2 separate regions of the Mus musculus genome follow, and region 1 is linked to region 2. A link is a loop called in an ENCODE intact Hi-C map of the cell type or tissue named here. Cell type or tissue: left cerebral cortex. All regions are shown on one strand. Each heading gives the region's core, and the rest is flanking DNA. Links, peaks and the distances in the headings are about the cores only.

Region 1 (5,389 bases), core at 302-5,301, 200 kb after region 2:
CTCATGATATTAATGGCATATCTGAAAATATGTACATGTTCCCTGTTCCAGGAAAACTTTGCAATCCAAACAAGGCCATTCAATCCTCTTAATTGCTACAGTTAGTAAAACTTTTCCCTTGTTCTCTACTTACTTGGATTTTGCTTTCACCAGCATGAGAACCCTTGGTATTCTAACATATTTTCTTCAAAATCATCAGTGTAGCTACACACAGGACTAACCAGTGATTCTCTTCTGTGATTTTTTAAGAGACTGTGATGTTGGAATATGTCTAAACTATTTGTGCCTCTTTCAGGACACATTAACAAGCACTATACATGAGAAATTATCTACCTATGTGAGGAAAGACAGAGTGCATTCTAGAGAAATGAACAAGTTTGTACAAATTCCTGTATTCCCCAGGAAGAAGCCCTCCTGCCTACACAGAGAACAGCAAGTTCAGCTTTGCTGCTCTCCTGAGACTCAAAATAGGCACGCAGCAAGCTCATCTACTTTCCGGTGTTCATTCAGGACGTAGACACATGGAGGGTTTGCCCAGTGGCCTGTGACTGCTGGGACAAGCTTGGCCTAGATAGGCTTGCTGCTGTCCTGGCAATAGCTCTGTGAACATATGACTGGAAACAGCTTCCTACCAACAGACCTGGACCAAGACACTGTGCCTCCTACTGCACTTACAGTTAACCATGTGAGACAAAATAAAGATACTCTGACAATAAGTTTCAGTCAAGAATTATGTTTTGTAGCTTGACCTTCAGCAAGGTAACACCAAAAGACCTTCTGAGAGCACAGACAGTGGCCACATGGTATCATGATGAACCCCTAAAGTTTTTGACTAAGAAGTTACACTCTGAGGGAGCAGACAGGAGTGCACAGGGGCAGTGGAGGAGCTGGGACAGGGTCCTTCCTGCCCTCCATCTGCACCAAGGAGTTGGAGCAGTTACACAGCCCTCCGTGTACAGGTCCTGTGCAGAGGAGAGCTGGCCATCCAGGAGTGCTGACCACAGGCTTTCAGGAACACAATAGGGACAAGCTCATGCCAGAGACTGCAAGACCAACTAAAACCAGAGACAACAGATGGCTAAATTAAAGCACAAGAATTTTGCCAACAGTAACCAAGGCTACATGGCATCATCAGAATACAGTTCTCCCATAACAGCAAGTACATCATACACCAAAACAACAAAAAAGCAAAATTGGACTTAAAACCACTTCTCATGATGCTGATAGAGGACTTTAAAGACATCGATAATTCCCTTAAAGAAATACAGGAGAACACAAGTAAATAGGTAGAAGCCATTAAAGAGGAAACACAAAAGACCCTTAAAGAATGACAGGAAAACACAACCAAATGGAGGCATTTCTGGAGATAGAAAACCTAGGAAAGAGGTCAGGAGTCATAGACATGAGCATTACAAACAGAATACAAGAATCTCAGGTGCAGAAGATAACATAGAAAACATTGAAACAGCAGTCAAAGGAAATTCAAAATGTAAAAACCTCCTAACCCAAAATATCTAGGAAATCCAGGACACCATGAGAAGACCATACCTAAGGATAAAGGTATAGAAGAAAGCAACGATTCCCAAAGGACCAGTAAATGTCTTCAACAAAATTATAAAAGAAAACTTCCCCAACCTAAAGAAAGAGATGCCCATGAACACACAAGTAGCCTACAGAATTCAAATAGATTGGACCAGAAAAGGAATTTCTCCTGTCACATAATAATCATAGCACCAAATGTACAAAACAAGGAAAGAATAATAAAAGCAGTAAGGGAAAATGGTCAAGTAACATATAAAGGCAGACTTATCAGAATTATACAGATTTCTGGCTAGAGACTATGAAAGCTAGAAGATCCTGGGAAGATGTCATACAGGCCCTAAGAGAACACAAATGCCAGCCCGGACTACGAAACTAGGCAAAACTCTCAATTACCATAGATGGAGAAACAAAAATATTCCATGAGAAAAACAAATTTACCCAATATCTTTAAACAAATCCAGCCATGCTAAGAATAATAAAGTGTAAACTCCAACATACGGAGGGAAACTATGCCCTAAAAATAGCAAGAAAATAATCTTCCTTTAACAAACAAAAATGAAGATAGTTACATAAATATAATTCCAACTCTTTAACAATAAAAAAACAGGAAGCACCAATGACTTTTTCTTAATATCTCTTAACATCAATGGACTCAATTCCTCAATAAAAAGACATAGAATAACAAATTGGCTATGTAAATAAGAACCAACATTTTGCTGCATACAGGAAACCCACCTCAAAGACAGACAATACCTCAGAATAAATAGCTGGACAATAATTTTCCAGGCAAATGGTCTCAAGAAACAGGCTGGAGTAGCAATTCTAATATTGAATAAAATCGACTTTCAACCTAAACTTATCAAAAAAGTTACAGAGGGACACACTTCAAACTCATCATAGAAAAAAAATACCAAGATGAACTCAGTTCTGAATATCTATGCTCTAAATTCAGGGGCATCCACATTTATAAAAGAAACCTTACTAAAGATAAAGCACACATTGTACATCATACAATAATAGTGGGAGACTTTAACACCCCACTCTCATCAATGGGCAGATCACGGAAACAGAAACTAAACAGAGATGCAGTAAAACCAACAGAAGTTATGAAACAAATGGATTTAACAGATATCTATAAAATGTTTATCCTAAAACAAAATAATATAACATCTTCTCAGCACCTTACGGTACCGTCTCCCAAATTGACAGTATAATTGATCCAAAACAGGCCTCAACAGATAAAAGAAGATTGAAATAATCCCATGCATCCTAATACATCATCATGGACTAAAGCTGGTGTTCAATAAAAACAAAAATAATAGAACGCTCACATGCACATGGAAACGGAAAAACATTTTACTCAATGATAACTTGGTCAACCAAGAAATAAAGAAATTAAATTAAACTAGGTTAAAGGCAAACAGGACAAGTAAATGAACTTGATAAAAGGAATAACAGGTGAAATGAAGAAAAAGAACATACAGACTTAAGTTAAAACACAAACAGATAATGTAAATAAATAAAAAAATAAATGAACAAAGAGTGCCAAAAGCCCAAACTGAAAACTTAGAAAACAAACTCACTCTATCCAGATCCAACAAGTTGGAAAAAAGACCAGGTCAGTGGGAAACAACTGAGTCCAACTGCTCTCCCACCAACCAACTGCCTCTCTGAAGCACAAGGACAAACCCAGGCTTTGGCAGCAGCTTGCTATTGGTGTTGGCTTCCAAAGTCTCATTATGATGTCACATGCAAGAGACCAATGACAGCTCTGCAAAACCCCACAGTGGTTTTTTAAATTTATTTCCTCTAACATTCTTGCCCCCAACTTCTATAATGCTAAGTATTCTCATGGTTGTGATCAAATGCAGACAAGGATCTACTTGTAGGAGGAAGAGTTTGTTTAGCCTCAGATTTACAGGGGGGCATAATTCAACATAATGGGAGCTACCCATGCCTTGCACATCAGCATAGCTGTGCAGTTGGTTACCTGGCATTTCCAATCCCACAATTGCTCTGACATGTCCTGTCTTTTCTAAGTAACACTAGTGCAATCTTAAGCATGTTTCTCGACTCATCCAGGGTAAAGTTCCATTCTAGTTGCCATGAACCTCACAGACAACCAGTCTGTCTTTTTCTCCCCATGCCCTCTTCTCACTTAAGTCTAAAAAGCATGGGATCCATGACTAGAAACTATCACTGTTTAATAGAGTTATCCTCCTTCAATGATCATCCTCATAATATTAAGGGCATATCTAAAAATATGTACATGTTCCCTGTTCCGGGAAGATTTTGCATTCCAAACATGGTCCATTCAATCCTCTTACTTGCTACAGTTAGTAAAACTTCTCCCTTGTTCTCTGCTTATTTGGAGTTTGCAGTCACCAGCCTGAGAGGCCTGGATATTCTAACATATTTTCTTCAAAATCATCAGTGTAGCTACACACAGGAGCAACCATCGATTCTCTTCCATGCCTTTTTAAGAGACTGTGAGGTTGGAATATGTCTAAACTCTTTGTGCCTCTTTCAGGAGACATTAACAAGGAAGATACATAAGAAATTATCTATCTATGTGAGGAAAGAAAGAGTACTTTCTAGAGAAATGAACAAGTTTGTACAAATTCCTGTATTCCCCAGGAAGAAGCCCTCCTGCCTACACAGAGAACAGCAAGTTCAGCTTTGCTGCTGTCCTAGAATCAAAATAGGCATGCAGCAAGCCCATCTACTTTCCTGTGTTCGTTCAGGAGGTAGACACCACATGGAGGGTTTGCCCAGTGGCCTCTGACTGCTGAAACAAGCTTGGCCTAGATAGGCTTGCTGCTGTCCTGGCAATAGCTCTGTGAACATATGACTAGAAACAGCTTCCTACCAACAGACCTGGACCAAGACACTGTGCCTCCTACCACACATACAGTTTCCCATTTGAGACAAAATAAAGATACTCTGACAATGAGTTTCACTCAGGAATTATGTTTTGGAGTTTCACCTTCAGAAACGTATCAGCAAGAAGACCTTCTGAGAGCTAGGGAGATTTTCTTCATCCTCCCGTAAACACAGCCAGTGGCCACATAGTATCATGATGGAACCCTAAAGTTTCTGACTCAGAAGTTACACTCTCAGGGAGCAGACAGGAATGCACAGAGGCAGTGGAGGAGCTCCACCCCCTCCTTCCTCTAGGTCCCCTCCCTGCTGTTGTGTTTGCAGCCTGACTTTACTCCTGTATACCTCCCATCACAGAAGTCAGAGTTCACTGCATGCTGGCTCAGTTTAATCTGTGTGCTAAGGAGCTTCAGTGTGCAGAGTTTTATCAGAACCATATCTGTCTCCTCACTGGAGAGTACCTGCAAGCTGGAGGGAATTGGGGACCACTGTACACGGAATACATAGATGCTGCCACACTTTGGAAGGTTCATAGGGTTTACTTAGCCTAGAACACTGATTCAAAAAGATAAGCTCTTGAAGTCTTGCCTAACTTCATACTGGTCTATAGGTCAGGAACCATAAGTCTGCCCAGGCAGGCTTCTCTCAATCTCAAGGAATGAAGGAATGAGTCACTGACCTCTTATTACAGATCATAAAAGGAGGGTGGAGAGAGAGAGAGAGAGAGAGAGAGAGAGAGAGAGAGAGAGAGAGAGACTAAGGAATGACCTCAAAGGGAACCTGAGATAACATTGCACAGCTGATTGTCCTAAAACAGTTGAAGAACAAGGTTTGAAACAGGGTTTGCATCTTCATTCACATCTATGTCTTGATATTCATTCTGCCACTGGGTTGTTACTGCATTTGTATTGGGTTCCAGAGCCATGATCATGAGAGTGCGTACAACTTAGCAGAGGAAGTCTGTCAA
Region 2 (5,389 bases), core at 95-5,094:
CTGTTGCTCTGTAGTACAGTTTGAGGTCAGGGATGATGTTTCCCCAGAAGTTCTTTTATTGTTGAGTATAGTTTTTGCTATCCTGGGTTTTTTGTTATTCCAGATGAATTTTTAAATTGTTCTTAAAAAAGAAATAAAATTGCTCTTTTTAACTCTGAGAACACATGCTCCACTATGTTCATAGCAGCCTTATTTATAATAGCCCGAAACTGGAAAGAACCCAGATGCCCCTCAACAGAGGAATGGATACAGAAAATGTGGTACATTTATACAATGGAGTACTATTCAGCTATTAAAAAGAATGAATTTATGAAATTCCTAGGCAAATGGATGGACCTGGAGGGCATCATCCTGAGTGAGGTAACACAATCACAAAATAACTCAAATGATATGTACTCACTGATAAGTGGATATTAGCCCAGAAACTTAGTATAGCAAGATAAAGATACAATTTGCAAAATACATGAAACTGAAGAAGAACGAAGACCAAAGTGTGGACACTTTGCTCCTTCTTAGAATTGGAAACAATCACCCATGGAAGGAGTTACAGAGACAATGTTTGGAGCTGAGACAAAAGGAGGGACCATCTAGAGACTGCCATATACAGGGATCCATCCCATAATTAGCCTCCAAACGATGACACCATTGCATACACTAGCAAGCGTTTGCTGATAGGACCCTGATATAGCTGTCCTTGTGAGACTAGGCCGGGGCCTAACAAACACAGAAGTGGATGCTCAGAGTCAGCTATTGGATGAATCACAGGGCCCCCAATGGAGGAGCTAGAGAAAGTATCCAAGGAGCTAAAGAGATCTGCAACCCTGTAGGTGCAACATTATGAACTAACCAATACCCCAGAGCTCTTGACTCTAGCTGCATATGTATCAAAAGATGGCCTAGTCAGCCATTACTGGAAAGAGAGGCCCATTGGACACACAAACTTTATATGCCCCAGTACAGGGGAATGCCAGGACCAAAAAATGGGAATGGGTGGGGAGGGAAGTGGGGGGGGGAGGATTTGCGGGACTTTTGGGATAGCATTGGAAATGTAATTGAGGAAAATATGTATGAAAAATATTAAAGAAAAAAAAAAGAATGGCTACTCCAGCCTGTTTCTTGGGACCATTCGGCTGGAAAATTGTTGTCCAGCTATTTCTTCTGAGGTATTATCTGTCTTTGAGGTGGGTTTCCTGTATGCAACAAAATGTTGGTTCTTATTTACATAGCCAGTTTGTTATTCTATGTCTTTTTATTGAGGAATTCAGTCCATTGATGTTAACAGATATTAAGGAAAAGTAATTGGTGCTACCTGTTTTTTATTATTATTGTTAGAGTTGGAAATATATTTCTGTAGCTATCTTTATTTTGGTTTGTTAAAGGAAGATTATTTTCTTGCTATTTTTAAGGCATAGTTTGCCTCTGTATGTTGGAGTTTACACTTTATTATTCTTAGTATGGCAGGATTTGTTTAAAGATATTGGGTAAATTTGTTTTTGTCATGGAATATCTTTGTTTCTCCATCTATGGTAATTGACAGCTTTGCCCAGTGTAGTAGTCCAGGCTGGCATTTGTGTTTTCTTAGGGGCTGTATGACATCTTCCCAGGATCTTCTAGCTTTCATAGTCTCTAGGAGAAGTCTGTATAATTCTAATAGGTCTGCTTTTATATGTTACTTGACCATTTTCCCTTACTGCTTTTAATATTCTTTCTTTGTTTTGTGCATTTGATGTTTTGATTATTATGTGACAGGAGAAATTCCTTTTCTGGTTCCATCTATTTAAGTTCTGTAGGCTACTTGTGTGTTCATGGGCATCTCTTTCTTTAGGTTGGGGAAGTTTTCTTTTATAATTTTGTTGGAGATGTTTACTGGTCCTTAAATTTGGGAATCATTGCTTTCTTCTATATCTTTATCCTTAGGTATGGTCTTCTCATGGTGTCCTAGATTTCCTAGATATTTTGGGTTAGGAGTTTTTTACATTTTGAATTTCCTCTGACTGCTGTTTCAATGTTTTCTATGGTATCTTCTGCACCTGAGATTCTTGTATTCTGTTCATAATGCTCATGTCTATGACTCCTGACCTCTTTCCTAGGCATTCTATCTCCAGAAATGCCTCCATTTGTGATCTCTTTATTCTTTCTACTTCCATTTTAAGATCCTGGGTGGTTTTGCTCAATTCCTTCAACTGTTTGGTTATGTTTTCCTGTAATTCTTTAAGGGTCTTTTGTGTTTCCTCTTTAATGGCTTCTACCTATTTACTTGTGTTCTCCTGTATTTCTTTAAAGGAATTATCTATGTTCTTAAAGTCCTCTATCAGCATCATGAGAAGTAGTTTTAAATCCAATTTTGCTTTTCTGGTGTTTTGGGGTATGAAGTACTTGCTGCTATGGGAGAACTGTATTCTGATGATGCCATGTAGACTTGGTTTCTGTTGGCAAAATTCTTGTGCTTGCATTTTTCCATCTTGTTGTCTCTGGTTTTAGTTGGTCTTGCAGTCTCTGGCATGAGCTTGTCCCTCCTGTGTTCTTGAAAGCTTGTGGTGAGCACTCCTGGATGACCAGCTCTCCTCTGCACAGGACCTGTACGCAGAGGTGTGTAACTGCTCCTCTTTCTTGGTGCAGATGGAGGCTGGAAGGACCCTGTCCCAGCTCTTCCACTGCCCCTGTGCACTCCTGTCTGCTCCCCAAGAGTGTAACTCCTGTGTCAAAAACTTTAGGTGTTCATCATGATACCATGTGGCCACTGTGTGTGTTTCCTGGAGGTTGGAGTTAATCTCCTTAGCTCCCAGAAGGTCTTTTGGTGTTACATTTCTGAAGGTGAAACTACAAAACATAATTCCTGACTGATACTCATTGTCAGAGTATCTTAATTTTGTCTCACATGGTAAACTATAAGTGTGGTAGGAGGCACAGTTTCTCGGTCCAGGTCTGTTGATAGGAAGATGTTTCTAGTCATATGTTCCCAGAGCTATTGCCAGGACAGCAACAAGCCTATCCAGGCCAAGCTTGTGCCAGCAGTCAGAGGCCACTGGGCAAACCCTCCATGTGTCTACCTCCTGAATGAACACAGGAAAGTAGATGGGCTTGCTGCATGCCTATTTTGAGTCTCAGGAGAGCAGCAAAGCTGAACTTGCTGTTCTCTGTGTAGGCAGGAGGGCTTCTTCCTGGGGAATACAGGAATTTGTACAAACTTGTTCATTTCTCTAGAATGCACTCTGTCTTTCCTCACATAGGTAGATAATTTCTTATGTATCTTCCTTGTTAATGTGTCCTGAGAGAGTCACAAATAGTTTAGACATATTCCAACATCACAGTCTCTTAAAAAATCACAGAAGAGAATCGGTGGTTGCTCCTTTGTGTTGCTATACTGATGATTTTGAAGAAAATATGTTAGAATACCAAGGGTTCTCATGCTGGTGAAAGCAAAATCCAAGTAAGCAGAGAACAAGGGAAAAGTTTTACTAACTGTAGCAAGTAAGAGGATTGAATGGGCCTTGTTTGGATTGCAAAGTCTTCCTGGAATAGGGAACATGTACATATTTTCAGATATGCCATTAATATCATGAGTATGATCATTTAAGGAGCATAACTCTATTAAACGCTGACAGTTTCAAGTTATAGATCCCATGATTTTTAGAGTTAAATGAGAAGAGGGCATGGGGAGAGAAAGACAGACTGCTTGACTGTGCAGTTCATGGCAACTAGAATGGAACTTTACCCTGACTGAATAGAGAAACATGCTTAAGATTGCACTAATGTTACTTAGAAAAGACAGGACATGTCAGAGCGATTGTGGGATTGGAAATGCCAGGTAACCAACTGCACAGCTACGCTGATCTGCATGGCATTGGTAGCTCCCATTATGTTGAATTATGCCCCCTGTAAATCTGAGGCTAAACAAACTCTTCCTCCTACAAGTAGATCCTTGCCTGCATTTGATCACAACTGTGAGAATACTTAGTATTATAGAAGTTGGGGGCAAGAATGTCAGAAGAAATATATTTTAAAATACTGTGGGGTTTTGAAGAGCTGTCTTGGTCTCTTGCATGTGACATCATAATGAGACTTTGCAAGGAATGTTGGATACCAACCAATAGCAAGCTGCTGCCAAGGTTGCGTTTGTCCTTGTGCTTCAGACAGAGGCAGTTGGTTGGTGGGAGAGCAGTTGAACTCTGTTGTTTCTCACAAACTTGGCCTTTTCCCAACTTGTTGGATCTGGATTTAGTGAGTTATATTTGTTTTCTAGGTTTTCAGTTTGGACTTTTGGCATTTAGTGGTCATTTACTTTTTATTTACATCACTTATTTGTGTTTTAACTCATGTCTGTATGCTCCTTTTCTTCATTTCAGCTGTTACTCCTTTTATCAAGTTCATTTACTTGTCCTATTTGCCTTTGTTCTTGTCAATTTTACACCTTCGGTGGTATAAACTGTACACAATGAGGAAATCATCTTGACTTCACAGAACTGCTTCTACTCTTTTGAATACTCTTTATCTGCTTTATTTCACTTCCCCACCCATTGGATGTGATAAGTCCTTCTCATTTTACAAGGTTCAGACCCACTGCCTACTCATGACCTCTAGAAAACAAAGTGTGATACTTGGGTTTGTGGATCTGGCATTTTTGTCATCACACTTCCCTAGTTCCATGTATTTTCCTGAAACGGGTATTCCACTCTAAATGGTGCCTCATGATGAAAAGATTTTGAAAGTGTGTCTTCCTTCAGTATTACAGACTACTGAAATTCTTGCCAATTCTTGCTGCTAGTTGTTGAGATTGCAATATTGTTTTGCAGTCTGTTATTTTGGCCCTTTGGATTCATGTTTGGTCTTACTTATTTCAGTTTATATTCATGTTGATGTTTATATACACAATTAGATTTTTACTTTCTTTGATTCTTCTCTCATTTAATACATCCTAACAGCGTTCTCACCTCCCTCTCTCCTCCCTCTTGTGCTGTTACCTCCTCTGTCTCCAAAATCTACTCTCCCCGTTTCCTTCAGAAAGGATCAGTCCTCCCAGAGATAGTGACCTAACATGGCAGACTAGGTAAAAGAAGATTTTATTAATAATGTTGGATTTTCTCTGAGGCTTAATTTGTACCTATGTTATCACTTTCTTCATTAATTATGACCCCATTTTTGTTTCAAGACAGGGTTTCTCTGTGTAGCCCTGGCTGTCCTCAAATTCACCCTGTAGACCAGGCCGGTGTTGAACTCGAAATACTCTTGTCTCTATCTCCCAAGTGCTGGGATTAACAGTGTGTAAAATACTGCCTGGCTATGAGCCAATTTTTATTTTGAAACACTAGTCTTATTTCCTTCATTACTTTTTCCTTGTATAAAACATATATATTTATATTTTTAACTTCTTCCCTTTACCTCCTGCTCA

Evidence for each region. Peaks named below come from ENCODE experiments on the same cell type or tissue, not always from the same donor. Only the 100,000 strongest peaks of a DNase experiment are listed, where the experiment ranks them.
Region 1: a loop joins it to region 2, with 5 times the contacts of the local background. A loop is called at or near these places in 2 of 42 quality-filtered maps.

Annotation. Positions count from the first base shown.
Region 1 is chr17:53,714,307-53,719,695 of GRCm38, reverse strand. 4932415M13Rik (RIKEN cDNA 4932415M13 gene) reads right to left here and starts at 3,187. Exons shown (of 8, transcript NR_073205.1): 1 at 3,126-3,187. In left cerebral cortex, for the core only: no CTCF peak of the experiment used is centred there; no DNase peak of the experiment used is centred there.
Region 2 is chr17:53,914,732-53,920,120 of GRCm38, reverse strand. No RefSeq gene overlaps it. Among named protein-coding and RNA genes, the nearest start is that of Sult1c2, 71 kb to the right of the region's middle. In left cerebral cortex, for the core only: no CTCF peak of the experiment used is centred there; no DNase peak of the experiment used is centred there.